Linked DNA regions of Homo sapiens: region 2 is linked to region 1. Evidence: read pairs that join two places in POLR2A ChIA-PET (ENCODE). Cell type or tissue: PC-3. All regions are shown on one strand. Links, peaks and the distances in the headings refer to the core of each region. The heading gives the core; the rest is flanking DNA. Region 1 holds the start of SYTL2 (synaptotagmin like 2). Region 2 holds the start of PRSS23-AS1 (PRSS23 antisense RNA 1).

Region 1 (6,456 bases), core at 1-2,500:
ACAGGCTGTGTATCCTTGGGTAAGTAACTACCCTCATATAACTCAGCTTCTCATCTGTAACCACTGAGAGCTGCTTAGATGATTACATGAAATAATGGGTATACACGAATTTAGTCTAGTTCCTGGCAGGTAGGACGTACTCAAATAGTAGTAGCTGTAATAATCTACCAGGATCTCACTTTGTCACACAAGTGCTCAACCCCATTCTGGATTATTTTAAAAAGTTAGTAAGAGTCACTACACAGATTACTGTTTTCTCTTCTGCAGTAGGTGCAGAGGGGCTCTTAGGTAAGATGAATTTCAAAGATTAAATAAATAAAACTAAAAAGGTCATGGGTTATGACATTATAACTAGACTTCTTCTACCAGAAAGACTCTCTTATAAGATGGTCTTTTTTTTTTTTTTTTTTTTGAGACAGGGTTTTGCTCTGTCACCCAGGCTGGAAAGTTTAGTGGCATGATCATGGCTCACTGTAGCCTTGACCTCCTGGGCTCCAGTGATCCTCCCACCTCAGTCTCCTGAGTAGCTGGGACCACAGGCATGTGCCACCACGTCCAGCTATTTTTTATTTTTATTTTTTGTAGAGAACAAGTCTCACTATGCTGCCCAGGCTGGTCTCAAACTCCTGTGCTCAAGCGTTCTTACTGCTTCAGCGTCCCAAAGTGTTGGTATTACAGGCGTGAGCCACTGTACCCAGCCATTCTAACCATTTATAAATGTACAGTTCTATGGTATGAAGTACAGTCACATTGTTTTGCACGTGTATGCAGAACATCTCCAGAACTTTCTCATTGTCCCACACTGAGACTCTGTATCCATTAAACAGTAACTCCCTATTACCTTCTCCTCCCTAGCCCCTGGTAACAACTATTCTACTTTCTGTCTCTTTGCTTTTGACTATTCTAGGTACCTCATATAAGTGGAGGTCCTCTATTTTTTGAAGTAATATTTGTTTTTTTCATTAAACAAAATAACAAAATCTGTTCTAAAACAGTTATAGAGGAAACCTAGAGGTTTTTAAAAAAGTGTAATGTTGACAGTCACAGATGAAAGACACTGAAGTAATAACTAATGATGATGACACATACATATCTGAGGGAAGTGATCACTACAAAAGTTGTTCTTTACTTTTTCTTTTTCTTTCCTTATTTTTTAATTTATTGAGAAGGAGTCTCACTCTGTCACCCAGGCTGGAATGCAGTGGCGTGATCTCGGCTCACTGCAACCTCCGCCTCCCAGGTTCAAGCGATTCTCCTGCCTCAGCCTCTCGAGTAGCTGGGATTACAGGCATGCACCACCACACCTGGCTAATTTTTTGTACTTTTGGTAGAGATGGGGTTTTACCATGTTGTCTAGGGTGGTCTCGAACTCCTGAGCTCAAGCAATCCACCAGCCCTGGCTTCCCAAAGTGCTGGGATTACAGGAATGAGTCACCGTGCCCAGCCAGTTTTTCTTTACTTTTTAAAGGAAGGCCATATGAAAATACATACACAGGGTTATAAATTATAATATATGAGATTGTTGCTCATAAAGATGATACATAATGATGCCACAGTTTTCATGAATATATGAAATACCTCTGGTGTAGTAGATCCGTGGGTCCTAACCTTGACTTTGTCATTTGCAATTTGGCCTTGGTTTAAGGGCCTGATCCTCTCATGTGCCTCCTATCTTCATCTGTAAAATGCAGACACTAATAGCTGCGCTTCCTACATCATAGGGTTGAATGAAGATCAAACAAGATAATCAAAGTGAAAGGGCTTTGAAAAATACAAAGAGCTGTAGAAGTTCAAGGCATTATTAAAGACTGTGGAGAGATTGCTAACACAATTTGATTCAAGGCCAAAGTTTTATACTTTTGAAAGTTAAAAGAATATTCAGTATTTACAAATTATTTAAAAAACCAAATTCTTGCTTTGGTGACTCAGTACCATGACTAAATTGTGTTTTAAATGCTGTACATTTGATACGTAACTGGTATAAGTCATCTAACCACATTACCATGCCAGATATAATTATATAGCATTTTAGCAATATCTACAATTTCTGGTGGTTAAGAAGTTATAAATTCACATAGCTTAAAGACAAAGTCATGTCTTTAAGAGAAAGGTTCTTTTACTTTTTCATTGTGGCAAAAGTGCTGCTCTTTGTAACATGCATACTATGAGAGACCTGTTTGTCAATGCAACTTATCAAGCATTTATTTAGTGCCTATTGTGTATAAGTCATTTTGGGTATCAATGAGGTGGGGAGAAGGATGGAGGTGGTAAGAAGAAATACAAGAGAAAGAAGGGGTCCCAGAAGTGGGTGAGCTTTAAAACTAGTAGGGGGTGGCAGATCCTGTGACAAGTAACTATAAAGACAGGATGAAATCGATGCCAAGAAAATGCTTGAGGAATACACCATGGGAATTGGAGAGGTTGCAAGGATTAATTTTTTCAGTCTAGGAGGGTGAATCTGGTGACACTTGTCCTAGGCCTTGATGCATAAGAAGGATTCCTTGGGTCAGAAACAGAGGGAAGGATATTTCAAGCTTGAAGGAACCACACCTAGCTTATGCTACCAATAAATATTTACTTACTAGCTGATAAAACTAAACGATTTAGCAATGTGCCTGTGACTCTACAAAGTCACAGGTGGTGTTGGGTGGTGTTAGGGGTTAAATTTCAGATTATCATTTAAAAGCACCAGCCTTCCACCATTCCAAGAAGGCAGCTCAGAGAGTGGTCATACTCAATTCTGCAAACAATATTCCATTTTGTTCAGTTCCATAGAGCTACAAGAATCTTATCCTTGTTCAGACAGGGGTTCTCAACTTAAATAAGTCTACCTACAAAACTCTTTCAGGCCCATGCCCTACCTGCAGTTTTCTAAGCTCACTTCTACTCCTGTCCCAGTTAGTTTTCACAGATCCAGCACCAACCTTTACATGTAGGTTTAGTTTTTTCCAGGATTACATTTCCCCTTTCCAATATATTAGTTACAGTCACATACACTGAAGGAGGGGGACAATAAAAGCTTACATTCAAATGTGACCAAGGTAGATGTTGAAGGAGGGCTACAAGTTAGGTCATCTGGAAGGGGTGACAGAAAACTGGGGTGCAGAGAGGCAGGCAGAGGCATGGAGATTATTCTTTCCAAAAACTATAATAACTCTCTTCCAACCATTATCACACCATTAGCTAACAGGAATTGAGATCTTACCTTGGGCCAGGCAATATGCTATATGTGTTATGTGTTATCTCCTTGGCATGGGGCAGGTAATATGACTACTTCTATTTTATAGAAGAACAATCGCTAACAGAAGTTAAGTGACTTAGGCTGGGTGCAGTGGCTCACGCCCGTAATCCCAACACTTAGAGATGCTGAGGCGGGCAGATCGCTTCAGCTCAAGAGGTCAACATTGCGAAACCACGTCTCTACTAAGAATACAATAATTAACTGGGCGTGGTGGTGTGTGCTTGTAGTCCCAGCTACCTGGAAGGCTGAGGTGGGAGGATGGCTTGAGCCTGGGAGGTTGAGGCTGCAGTGCGCTGTGTTTGTGCCACTGCCTGGGCAACAAAGTGAGACCCTGCCAAAAAAGGAAGGAAGGAAGGAAGGAAGGAAGGAAAGGAGGGAGGGAGGGAGGGAGGGAGGAGACTTGTCTAAAGTCACCCAGAGAAAGAAGGAAATTAAGTGACTTGTCCAAAGTCAACCAGCGAGTTCTGTGGTAGAGCCAGGAGATACACCAAAGTCTGTGCATTTAACCTTACACCATGCTATCCCTACCCTCTTGCCTTCCCCTTCAATGTCAACCTAGAATTCTCTAAAGTTTAAGTGTCACTTATATGTAAACCATTTTGAAGGGTTCCTATGGGATAAGTGGAACAGGCCATTGCTGACTTGATATGATCGTGTTAACCAAGGCTTTTTCAGTGCACTGTATGTGCAAGGCATCATGCTAAACATGTGCATCTTCTTTTAATCTTCACAGTAGGCCTGAGAGAGCAGTGCAATTATTTTCTCTCTAACAAATGAGCAAACTGAAGCACAGGGAGGTTGAGTAATTGGTCTAAGGTCTTATTAGAAATTGACATTTCTAACAGCATTTGGATCTTGGCCAAGAGCTCTAAGATTTAGTCTCTGAGCCATACAAGATTTAGATGAATTGGGAGCCATAACAAGACCCTGCCTTAAAATTTCTCCCCCACTTGCCTGCCCCACAACCTGAAGCAAGGATCCTGTGACCCTCTCTAGCATTTAGGCATTGCTATTTGTTTCCAGGGGACGAGTGATACTGGGAACAGCATGTATTTAGTTCCTTCAAAGTCCTATGCCAGATGATACAAGGCACCCAGAGGTGAGCAAGACCCAGTGCCTGCCCTCCAGAGCTAGAGAGGGGCAGGAAGGGGATAACCAAGGCAGGTGCAATCAACAATAAAAGTGAAGTACCAAAAGCATCTGAGGTCACGCTACTCCCCTGCCTAAAATCATTCGCCAACAGCCATCACCAACAGGACACAGCCTGCTTCCCTCAGCAAGGCAGGTACAGCCACTCCTCCAACATCTGCCCACCTACCTCCTTAGCTTCATCTCTGCCTCATTGTCCCAAATCCTGTGCAATAGCCGTGACATATGACAGGCATCTCCATGTCTCTGCCTGCCTCTCTGTGCCCAGTCTTCTGTCACCCCTTCAATCTGACCTAATTTGTAGCCCTCCTTCAAGACCTACCTTGGTCACATTTGTATTTTTTATTGTCCCCCTCCTTCAGCGTAGTGACTCTACAACACTTTGTCAACCTATTATAACACTTACCCTAAAATGAAATTATTTACAAATTTGTTTCTTCAAAGGCAAGACCAGTGGCTTATTCCTCTTTTGCATGTGGCATGCTCACCCAGCACAGGGACACACCAGGCTCTCAAAGGCTGAAGGAAGCCAGAATACACATCTCTGCACAGTGCCAGGACTCTTGGGCCAGGCTAGCAGCCTGCACTGGGCACTAACTGAAGCCCTTGGGGATAAGTATTTGTAAGTTTGGGAGAAGGAAGACCTTTGGAAGAACCAAAGGCAGACCTGGGCCACCCTCAGTTAAATGGACAACACTAGTCCAGGAAATGATAAGGAAAAAGGCTTTAAGGTTCATCTCCTTCAGAGGTTTGCCTGGGCTGGCCCCATCATGGGTAACTTGTAAAAAATAGGTCGTGATACAATTTTTAAATTATTTTATTTATTTTTTTGAGACAGAGTCTTGCTCTGTCACCCAGGATGGGGTGCAGTGGTGCGATCTTGGCTCACGGCAGCCTCCACCTCTCGGGTTAAAGCGATTCTCCTGCCTCAGCTTCCTAAGTAGTTGGGACTACGGGCGCTCGCCACCACACCCAGCTAATTTTTCTTTTTTCTTTTCTAATTAGAACAGAGTTTTGCTATGTTGGCCGGGCTGGTCCCGAACTCCTGACCTCGGGTTATCCACCTGCCTCGGCCTCCCATAATGCTGGGATTACAGGTGTGAGCCACCGCGCCCGACCACAATATTGTATTTACTGTATTGCATTGTCTGCCTCCCTGCCACACAGCGTCTTCCAGGAGCTTACCAGTCCTCTGTGCATACCCCAGTAAGTAGCTCAGGCAGTGCATGACGCCCTCACCTTTCTCTAGGTATTATTGTATTTTAAAGCATCACTTCATTTAGTCCTCTCAACAACTTTTTTCCCCCCTTCTTCTATTTCACATGTGAGGAAATTGACGTCCCGAGGGTTAAAGCAAGTTACCCCATGACCGGGCTCCATACCCTCCGCGCCCCTTTCCCTGCGCGGTGGCTGTCCCTTCTCGGAGTGCAGAGGCTCCTAGTGCTCCACACTCTCGGGCTCCAAGGCCCCCTAACGCGCCGTGATAAAAATAATAATAACAATAACAACAGTGCTGCTTTATTTGCACAGAAAACAGGTTGTTTCGGGGCAAGGTACACTTGAGAAGGAGGCTAGGAACCGGAGAGAAGCAGCAGGCGGGGGCGGAGGGCGAAGGGAGGGAAGGGGAGAGGGCAGGGGCTGGCAGGCGCTGTGTGCCGGGCGAGGAGGCCGGGGCGGGCCGGGGCGGGGAGCGGGCGAAGCGCCATTGGCCCGAGCACCCGGGACCGGCCCCACCGCACCGCCCGCCGGGGGCGGGGGTAGCGGGGAGGGACTCGCGCACGCCGCTCTGCGTTGACAGTGCCGGGCGACACCCGGGCCGTGCCGCCAGCGTCCGTCGGGAGAGTGAAGGCTCGCAACGCCTTGCCCGGGGGAAGGTAACGCGCCGCGCCCGGGGCTGCGCGGTTTGCACCGCCAGGCCGAGGGCTGGGGGCCAGAAGACAAGAGAGACGGCGAGGCGCGCTCCCTGCCCGGCAGCGACTCGGAGGTGCGCACTCGGGTTCCAGTCTCTACTTGGCCCACTCGCTGTGTTACCTCGGGCAACTTTGTTTCCCTCTCTTGGTCTCTGC
Region 2 (10,412 bases), core at 3,464-5,963, 1.1 Mb before region 1:
ACTTCCTAGCATTTTTGTGTGTCCCCCCCACCCACCCCTTTAAAAAAAAAAAAAGAAAGAAACAACAACAGACCTTCCTTTTGGATTTACATCAGCATTTAGCTAACTTCCTGAACATTTCACCCATTTCCTGAACTTATTCTCAGGAAGGAAAAACATCCTCCTTCAGAAATAAATGCAAATAATCCCAGAGATTATTTCTATTAAATAAATAGTGTAAACGCAATGGAATTTCCTGTAAGATGTATATTTACCATGGATATTTCAATAAAAATGTATTGTGATTCTGTAAGACTCATGATATTTGCAGGTAGTCTGAGGAATTATAATCTTTAGTAGCCATTCAAGAGCTAAGTCCTGAACATTTGCAATTTTTACTCATGTTAAAAAATATATATATATATATATATATATTTTTTTTTTTAACTGAGAAATAGGAACACTGGAAAAATTATTCTCCTGAGGTCAGTGTTTTTTGAAGCTTTGTTTCTTTTAAAAGAGGGCTCTAATGACACCTAGTGGTGAATACAGGCAGAACAACTTTAGGACAGACTCAATGCAGTGTCCCTGTAATTAGAATTTTTTGTTTATGTGTTTGCTTGGGAGAAAACACACTCCTTACAAGCACTTCTTAAGTACCCTTAATGCCCAGGAATCCTGAGAAGTAGTGACATGGAAACGTTTCCCTTACGTGTTTCTGGCGATGTTCTCTTCTCTTGATTGATGATTCCTCAGAGCCTGCCCACCTCCTAGGGCTAAACTGGCTCAATTTTAAGAATGGATGAAAAATGTGAAGCTCTGCAGAGGAAAAACATCAATACATCAAGTGAGAAATTTCCCTATATTTTTGAGAAGGCCTCCTCCCATTTGGCTATCTTTTAATGGAGAAGCATGGTCCTTTTCTGGTGTATATGTCTTACTGACTTTTTAAAGGTGTACTCTAGGCTGACTGCCTGTCGTTTCTGCTTTACAGGGGCCTTCTTAGGTTCTCTAGTGTTTGGCAGTGGCTGATTTTTAAAGAGAGAGGTGATAGGGATCTCAGAGAGGCTGCCCTCACTCCAGCCCCACCCCACCCCTACCCCCAGCCCCTCGGAAGGCCATCCAGGACAGATGACTATCTGGCCTCCTTGCACCACCCCCAGGAAGGAGCTCCTTAATCCATCACATCGGCTGATATTCTTCTTTATGTCCAAACCCCTCAGAGTGATATCCAAGACCCTCAGGTCTGGCTCTTCCCCTCTCTTCCAGCCACATCATTCCTCTTCCTCAGACACACCCTATGCTCTAGCCAATCCCAGCCACTTCCAGCTCCTCCTGTTCTCAGGCTGTTTCAGTGTTCTCTGCTCCTGCATGCTGGACTCCTGAGCCAGGAGGCTCTTTCACTCCGTGGCCCTTCTGCTCATTCTTCAAGTCCCTGAGTAAGTGTTTCCTCTTCTTCTTCAAGTCCCTGCATACACGTTTCCTCTTCTGGGAGCCTCGCATGATCCAATCAAGCAGAGCCTGTAGCACCTTCCTTTAGGGCACCTCTGAACCTAGTTCAAACATCTGTAATTGCATGTGTTATATTACATTATATTGTTCTTGTTTGTTTCTCCTCTAGATGTGTTTGAGCTTCTCAAGGGCAAGAGCTGTTCTTGCGCCCAATGCTGGTTCGGGTGCTCGACAAATGTTCACTGACATCCTGGCAGCAGCCATTTGTGGCACTGGATTGTTGCATTTGGCTGCAGTGTTTTGACAGGAGCAAATTAGGAGTGGGGCAACTAGTTCAAGGTAGTGTTGACAATGAGGGTTAGCTCTTTGAAAATGTGCAGAACCATTTATTATCCCAAATGACCTCAGCTTTCACACCACTAGGAATAAGGTGCTTTCACAAAAATCATCTCTAAGTTTGTGTCTAGTTCTAACACTGGAAGATTCTGTTACCAGAAAGGGGTCCGGATCCAGACCCCAAAAGAGGGTTACTGGATCTCACGCAAGAAAGAATTAAAGGCGAGTCCATAAAGTGAAAGCAAGTTTATTAAGAAAGTAAAGGAATAAAAGAATGGCTACTCCACTGACAGAAGGCTTCTGGTTGCCTATTTTTATGGTTATTTCTTGATTATATGCTAAACAAGGGGTGGATTATTCATGCCTCCCCTTTTAGACCATATAGGGTAACTTCCTGACATTGCCATGGCATCTGTAAACTGTCATGGTGCTGGTGGGAGTGTAGCAGTGAGGACAACCAGAGGTCACTCTCATGGCCATCTTGGTTTTGGTGGGCTTCAGCTGGCTTCTTTACTGCAACCTATTTTATCAGCAAGGTCTTGATGACCTGTATCTTGGCTGACCTCCTATCTCATCCTGTGACTTAGAATGCCTAACCGTCTGGGAATGCAGCCCAGTAGGTCTCAGCCTTATTTTACCCAGCCCCTACTCAAGATGGAGTTGCTCTGGTTCAGACGCCTCTGACAATTCTATAATTAGGGGAGCCATGCTTTAAAATATGGTTTTAAAAAATCTAGGGCTAAGGCAGAGAGTCTACAATTGAATGCAAGAATATTTTACATACACCTGTCTTTTTTCTGGGGAGATGGTTCATACTTTTCAAAGAAGGGGTCTGTGATCTCAAAAGATTAAATACCACTGATTAAGAATCATTGACCAAAATGACAATCTTTACTCAGCCTCTGCTGGGTCAGTAGGAGCTAACACCTTAATAGGAGTTAGTGCCTCAGTAGAGAGGTTCGTAATCCAGCAGCTGCAAAGCTCTTGCTTTTTTTCCTACTGCCCTCTATTAGGGCACATGTACTGGTCCCAGTTTGCAATTTCAAAAGAGGCTTGCATCCTAAGAGGCTTTTGGACATGTTCCATTTATGCAGCATTAATGTTCTAAATGTTCTAAATGTAAGAGTAAGGGTGTAAGGGTATGACCAGAACTCTTTTTTTTTTTTTTTCTTTACTCTGTCACCCAGGCTGGAGTGCAGTGGCATGATCATGGCTTACTGTGGCCTCAACCTCCCAGGCTCAAGTGATCCTCCCAGCTCAGCCTCCTACTACAGGTACATACCACCATGCCTGGCTAATTTTTTGTATTTTTTGTAGAGACAGGGGTCTCTGTTTCCCAGGCTGGTCTCAAACTCTTGGGCTCAAGCCATCCTCCTGCCTCAGCCTCCCAAAATACTGGGATTACAGGTATGAACCATCACACGGAGCAAAACTCTTTCAGCAAGATTATATACCTTTCCCCACATTAAAAAAAGTAATTGGCTGGCCGGGCGCTGTGGTTCACGCCTGTAATCCCAGCACTTTGGGAGGTCGAGGTGGTCGGATCACCTGAGGTCGGGAGTTCGAGACCAGCCTGACCAACATGGAGAAACCTTGTCTCTACCAAAAATACAAAATTAGCCAGGTGTGGTGTCACATGCCTGTAATCCCAGCTACTCGGGAGGCTGAGGCAGGAGAATCACTTGAACCTGGGAGGCAGAGGTTGTGGTGAGCTGAGATTGTGCCATTGCACTCTAGCCTGGCAACAAGAGCAAAACTCCATCTCAAAAAAAAATAAAGTAATTGGCATTACCAGAAATGATATTAATATTCTTTAGGTTAGGTGCCAGGGCTACTCTGAAAAAGCCACCACACAGAGCCCCCAAGTCCTGCCAGGTGGTTCACAATGAACCCTCTGGGTAGTGCCAGAAATCCTACATGTGAAGCATGATCACTGAAACATTCTGCGAGTGTGATCTGGGCCTGCAAATTGCTATGAAGCTTTTCTGCTTCAGTGGGAGATGCCATTGCAAACTGAATTGTGGCTGGCAGGGCTGGATTCCTGGGTTTGCAACATGGGCAGTCATTCAGAGCCCTGTGCTTAGACAGGCCTTGTGCTTTGTTTAATGCTTTGCTGTTGCTATCTTGAAATTTTCAATAATATTTGAACAAAGGGCCTCATATTTTTATATCACACCTGCTCCTGTAAATGATGTTTGTCCTAAGTGGCTACATATACCTAAGGCAGCACCAAGTAGTAGAAAGAGCATGTACTTTGGAGTTGGCAGGGGTCAACTCCAATCCCAGTTCCGTAACTTTCTAGCGATGTGAGCTTGGGTAAGTTACTTAACCTCTCTGGGCTTCAGTGTTATTATATAAAAAATAGTGATTATAATGTCTAACTTTTAGAGTCATTGGGGTAATTACCAACAGTTGGGGTAATTACAACATTTGGGGTAACAGTATGTGTTTAGTAATTGGTAATGGATGATAATGACAACAATGCAACAATGATTTGAAAACAACTAGTCAAGAAAGAATGAAATAACATTCATGTGAAAAGACAACCAAAACAAAATGAACAGACAAAAAAATGCCATACACGTAGACTTTTGGGGTTGGGAAGAATCCTAAAGATAAGCTCCTGGGCTGAGTTGTTTTTGCCTTTGCCGTCCACAGCACTTTTCTCTTATGATGCATCTTTTCCCGCATTAAACACTGAGACCCTGAGAACAGATACTGTGTCTATACTTTAAAAATATTTCCAGCTTCTTGCACAAAGCCTGACACAAAGTGGATGTTTAATAAGCATTGGTTGAAATAATAAACTAGCTCATTATTTTATAGCTGAGGAATCTGAGGCCTAGAGAAGTCAGGTGACTTAAATAAGCTTACAAAACTTGTCCTTGGCAAAGCCAGGTCTGGAGTCCTCTCTGTTTGTTTCAGAGGGATTAGTTATTGCCTGGGGGCCCTGTGTGGACCCATCCCTTGGAGCTGTTAAACACAATCACACAATCTTTATTGCTTGCTGAATTGCAATTATCAGATTATATAGGAAATGTTTAAGGATTTTATGTATGTGTATTTTTATTTGTTTTGAGTCAAAAATCAAAAGGGAAGAATGGTCATTGGAGCTAGAATATACTTGTGGCTGTCCCAGTGAACTCCTAGAAAAAGTAATCCCTCCACTTGCCTTTGCTGGAGCACATGGTTCAGGGATAGTTTAGGATCCCCTCTCTCCTTTCCCAAATCCTCCCATGCATGAGCTTATCTGCTGTGATGCTGATGTCCTGGATGTGATTGATTACCCACCACTATCTTGGGGACCTGGGAATGACCTTCTGGATGCATTTGTAAGGAACCAGCTTGGGAAGAAAAACAAAAACTTGAAGGCATCCTCTAGTTGGCCTGAGATAAGGGGACCTCAGAGTCTTCTTTCATTAGCCTGGCAAAACAATCCAAACAATAAAAAATCCATAAGAAAATATTCTGCTTCCAGGAGCTTAAAAGATACTTCTCCTTTCAGCCACCCAGTCACATGACACTATCCCTATGTAAGACAAACAAATGTTTTTGTGGGTGAGAGGATGAGAGGAAGGGAGGAAAGAAGAGAAGGGGAGGAGTTCAACAGAGAAAGGGAGGGAGGTATGATGAGGGAGCAGAGGTGAAAATGTAGAAAAAAGAAAAAACCAAAGAGAGAGAGAGAGATGGAATATGTTTGGAAAGAGATGTGGGCCTAATATTTACCCAGATGATCCCAGGAGCCAACTCAAATCATCAGAATGAATCGATCCAAGTCACCTTGTTAAACTTACTTGGCATAATAATAATTATTGTGTGCTGAAAGAAGCAGTGGGGTTCGGTGAGAGAGTATGGGTTTGAGTTTTGGCTCTCATGATGATTTGCTGTACAAACATACATCTGTTATTTCAAGTCCCAGGCCTCAGTTTTCCCATTCCGAACTGGGGGAAATAAATGAAACAGGACATATGAAAGTAATTTGAAAAATAGAGTGTGACACAAGCAAACACAGTCTCGAATTTACACTCAAGCTGGATCTATTCCACTTAAATCAAAACAGGCTTTGACGTGTCTCCAGCTTTTCTTTTCATGGACTCAGTAAAGTTTTCTACCTTGTGTTTTTAAAGTAAATACATATATAATCCAATGATCTCGTCGCATCATTAGGCTCAGGTGGGCTCGTTCCAAATCATGGATACAACACTGAAATCAAAATACGAAAAGAAAAAAAGGTGCATGGTTTACCCACCATTGTTTAACAAATTTATGTAGTGGAAAGAGCAGATATGGTAGGAATGAGATCTGGTTCAGATTCCAGCTCCAATAGTCATCTGCTGTGTGACCCACGGCAAGTTTCTCAGCCTCACTGAGCCGCACTCTTCCCACTTGGGGTATGGGAGCACCTCCCTCCCTATAATATTATCATAAGATAGCCGGACAAATGCCTAGCTGGCTCCTGGCATCTGTTAGAGCCTCTGCCTATGTTGATCATTGCTGTATCCTCAGTCCTAGACTATAGTAGGTATGAAATATGCAGTACTTTCTCTTTTCCCTTCCTCTTTTCTACTTCTCTTACCCTATTCCCACGCCCACCCATTCAGGTGTCTTTCCATGGCCACCAAAGTAAAGCCTTGGATTTGGGTGTCTGAGATACTGCTTGAGAGCCATTTTTTTCGAAGGCTTCAGATAGGAAATGAAATCACGCTGGCTTATAATTATGCACCACCTTAGGTGTCAGCAATGAAAACAGACTCTAGAGAACATAAATGGAAGGAAATGTATTGGAGTGGTTGGAGAGTAAAGAGAATTAACCTTAGAAATGAGTAGAAATTAGGGGAGAGTCAGAAGTCCAGTCCAAAGGAACCACAGCAATGGCTCCTTGGCAGGAGTAGTTTGGTCAGCGTGCCCGCCAGCCTGCTTTTGAAAGGACGACCTCCAGCTGTCTCCAGAGGTAGCCACCCACCCCCTGCCTGTTTTTGTATTGCTTCCCTGAGATTCACACTTCAGGGAAAGACCACTTGGTGGGCTGAGCCAAAGTCAGTTACTGACCCTCAGATTGTGCCAGGGTTGTGTGTTTATGTGTGAACAAGAGAGTGTGAGTGTGATTTTGTCCACTTTTGATATGGAAGGTGAGTCCGACCTCACATCGAGAGAAGCCACAACAGTGACCAACCCTTACAGAGGGAGATTTGATGACAGACACCCATTAATAAAAATATGGCAAATGTCCACTGCAGCTCAGAAGAGAGTCTTCAAGGAGGTCAGAGAATCCACAGCTCTGCTTTGTGCAGGGATGTCTCCTCTTCACCAAAGCATTTAGCATCCACTGGGGTAAACAGGGAGGATCCAGCTGTGTCTGCTCATTCCAAGTGGTTTTGAGAAAACAAAATCAACATTAAATTAAAGCAAATAATCAGAGATGTATTAACACTAAAAAAAAAAAAAGTCATGGAAACAAAGTTGAATTCAGTTAAATGGTGAGTGAACAGTTCTTCAGATAGCTTTTGCCTGATTTCCACACAGCTGTTTCTCCAAACCTGTCTGCAGTCAGAGGCAGATGCTTGCAAGCAGCCCCCATGTATTTCCCACACACTCTCAGCCCCCAGCAAACTCTTCTGGAGGCTGGGTGGCCGTGTCACTGATGGTGATGGCCCCTGCTTCAGGAACTGACAGTCTGCTTCCTTTTTTGCTGTATCCTTCAAACCCTAATTATACAAAAAAATAAATTCAAGACTCCAGTCTAGCAGCTGAATACACTTCTTGTTTGGGAAAGCCTAATTTTCAGTAGAAAACGACTTCTGGCAAAAGCAGCTCCTGCCCCTCCCCTGCTTTTTGCCCCAAGGTCAAGTATTCTGATGACTCTCAGCAGTCATTGGTCCCACTTCCTGCCAAACTGTGACAAACCAACCACATGATCATGATTAATCACCCCCCAGCCCTTCATTGCAAACAATGGGACTGCCTCGGGGGCAATTTTGGAAGTCTCCATCACCTCCAAATTTTGATAGGGGTTAAGTTAGACTCGGTCCTCACTTTTGCACAAAGATTCACAGTTTGCATAGAGCTTCATGGTTTGCATGAAGTTTTATTGTTTGCCCTCTTATACATGTTATTTTATTTGGTCCCCAATAATAGGGCACCAGGCTACCGTCACCCTTCTCCTGGATTATTACAGTTGCCTCCTATCTTCCTCAATGTCCACTCTTTTTTTTAAAAAAAATTGAAGTACAGTTAATAAAAAGCACGCTGAGAACGATGGCTCATGCCTGTAATCCCAGCACTTTAGGAGGCCAAGGTGAGTGGGTCACTTGAGCTCCGGAGCTTGAGATAATAAAAAGCACAAGTCCAGCTGTTTTGCTTTGATAAGTTTTGACAGTTGTATACACTGGGTAACTGCCATGTACAAAAAGAGATACAATATTTCCATCGCCCCAGAATAATCCTTCATTTTTTTCTTTCCAGTCAATGTCTCCTTCCTCTAGGCAACTACTTTCTGATTTCTATTACTAGGGACTATTTTTTATGTACATTGATTTCATTTCATATCATTGGAATCATACAGTATGTACACATCTGTGCTTTTTTTTCATGGATTTAAGACTCATTCATGTTGTGTGTGTGAGGAATTCCTTCCATTGTATTGCTGAGTGGTATGCCATTGTAGAAATACACCACAATTTGCTTATTAATTCATTTTTTGATGGAAATTTAGTGGCTTTTTTCTTCATCATTTTTGCTACTATGAATACAACTGCTATAACAAATTTTGTACAAATATTTTGTGAACATATGTTTTCATTTAACTTGGATAAATACCCAAGAATGAAATTGCTAGGTCATAGGGTAGATGTATGTTTAACTTTATAAGAAACTGCCAGACAGTTTTCCAAAGTAGTTTGTCAGATATATGAGTTGTCAACATCCAGTCTTGCTTCCTCCAGTCATTTCTCCTCATAGGCTCCAGAGCAATCCATTTAAAACATAACCTTGATCCCATCACTTTCCTGCTTAAACTCCTTCAATGGCTTCCCATTGCCCTTAGGAGCAAGTCCAGACATTTTTCACGTAGCCTGCACAATTTGGCCCTCACTTTCCTTTTAGCTTTGGCTACTCCTTCCTGCATCTTCCTGCCCGCTGTTTTTCTGTGTTCTGGCCATACTGGGTATGTTTCTACTCCTTGACTGTGAAGCACTTTACCTGCTCAGGGCTTTTGTACGTGAGGTCCCTTTTTCTGGTCAGCCGTTCTTTTTTTTTTTTTTTTGAGACGGAGTCTCGCTCTGTCGCCCAGGCTGGAGTGCAGTGGCGCGATCTCGGCTCACTGCAAGCTCCGCCTCCCAGGTTCACACCATTCTCCTGCCTCAGCCTCCCCAGCAGCTAGGACTACAGGCGCCCGCCACCACGCCCGGCTAATTTTTGTATTTTTAGTAGAGACGGGGTTTCACTGTGTTTGCTAGGATGGTCTCGATCTCCTGACCTTGTGATCCGCCCGCCTCGGCCTCCCAAAGTGCTGGGATTACAGACGTGAGCCGCCGCGCCCGGCCCTGGTCAGCCATTCTTCATCCACTTTCCTCTTTGCTTATTTATTCTTCCAGTCTCAGTTTAAAAGCAGCTTCATCAGGGAATTTCCCTAGGCCCTGTAGACTAAGTTAGATCCCCTGTTACATGTTCCTGTGGGGCCCTGGGCTTCCCCTTCCTAACATTCACTGCACTGTTGTCATTTTACAAACTGCATATATTTATTTCAATTTTTGAATAGCTTATACATTCATGTTGGTTCAAAAATTCTAAAAAGATATTCTGTCAAAAGTTTTATTCCCATCCCTGTCCCTATTTGCCTGGCTTCCCACCCCACATTTTTTTTTTTAAAGGAACTTCTTGATATCAGTTTTTTTCCCCAGATATTTTTTAATGCCTATACAAGATTTTGTATACATACACATATACACAAACATATATACACATACTATACCACTATAACTAATACTATTATAGTATAGTATAATACTATATTTGTATATATTAGCAAATAACAAATTATGAATACTATTAGTGTTATACTATTAGTATTGCTAATACTAATGTATATACTTTTTACACATATGCACACTCTACACACTGTTCCGCACCTTGTTTTTTCCACTCACTTTTATGTTTTGGCAGTTTTCCATTTCACAACTTAGAGAGCTTCCTCATTTTCTGTCATTGATGCCCAGAGGTCCACTCTATAAATGATCTAGGCCTGTGCTGATGGCCATTTAATTGTTTTTAATCTTTCGTGATCATAAACAATGCCGCAATGATAACAATCATATACAGATGTTATTTCTTATGAGTGTGAGAACACTTGAAGCATAATTTCCTGGAAACCAAATTGCTGGTACAAATTGTATATGAGTTTGTATTTTAAATTATTATTATTTTTGAGACGGAGTCTCGCTTTGTCATCCAGGCACAATCTTGGCTCACTGCAACCTCCGCCTCCCAGGTTCAAGCGATTCTCCTGCCTCAGCCTCCCAAGTATCTGGGATTAAAGGCATATGCCACCATGCATGGTTAATTTTTGTATTTTTAGTAGAGATGAGGTTTCGCCATGTTGGCCAGGCTCATCTTGAACTCCTGACCTCAGGTGATCCGCCTGCCTCGGC

The links. ChIA-PET counts read pairs that join two places held together with the same protein. Peaks named below come from ENCODE experiments on the same cell type or tissue, not always from the same donor. Only the 100,000 strongest peaks of a DNase experiment are listed, where the experiment ranks them.
Region 2: POLR2A ChIA-PET joins it to region 1 with 5 read pairs; 1 of 35 experiments calls an interaction of 5 or more read pairs at or near these places.

What each region holds. Positions count from the first base shown.
Region 1 is chr11:85,810,872-85,817,327 of GRCh38, reverse strand. It overlaps SYTL2 (synaptotagmin like 2), which reads left to right and starts at 6,187. Exons shown (of 20, transcript NM_206927.4): 1 at 6,187-6,374. RefSeq lists a silencer at 6,049-6,228. In PC-3, for the core only: no CTCF peak of the experiment used is centred there; DNase peaks (open chromatin) are centred at 1,547 and 1,987; H3K4me3 peaks cover 447 bases; H3K27ac peaks cover 2,188 bases.
Region 2 is chr11:86,929,406-86,939,817 of GRCh38, reverse strand. PRSS23-AS1 (PRSS23 antisense RNA 1) reads left to right here and starts at 1,333. Exons shown (of 4, transcript NR_187135.1): 1 at 1,333-1,418. It also overlaps a transcript of PRSS23 not described here. In PC-3, for the core only: no CTCF peak of the experiment used is centred there; no DNase peak of the experiment used is centred there; H3K27ac peaks cover 1,130 bases.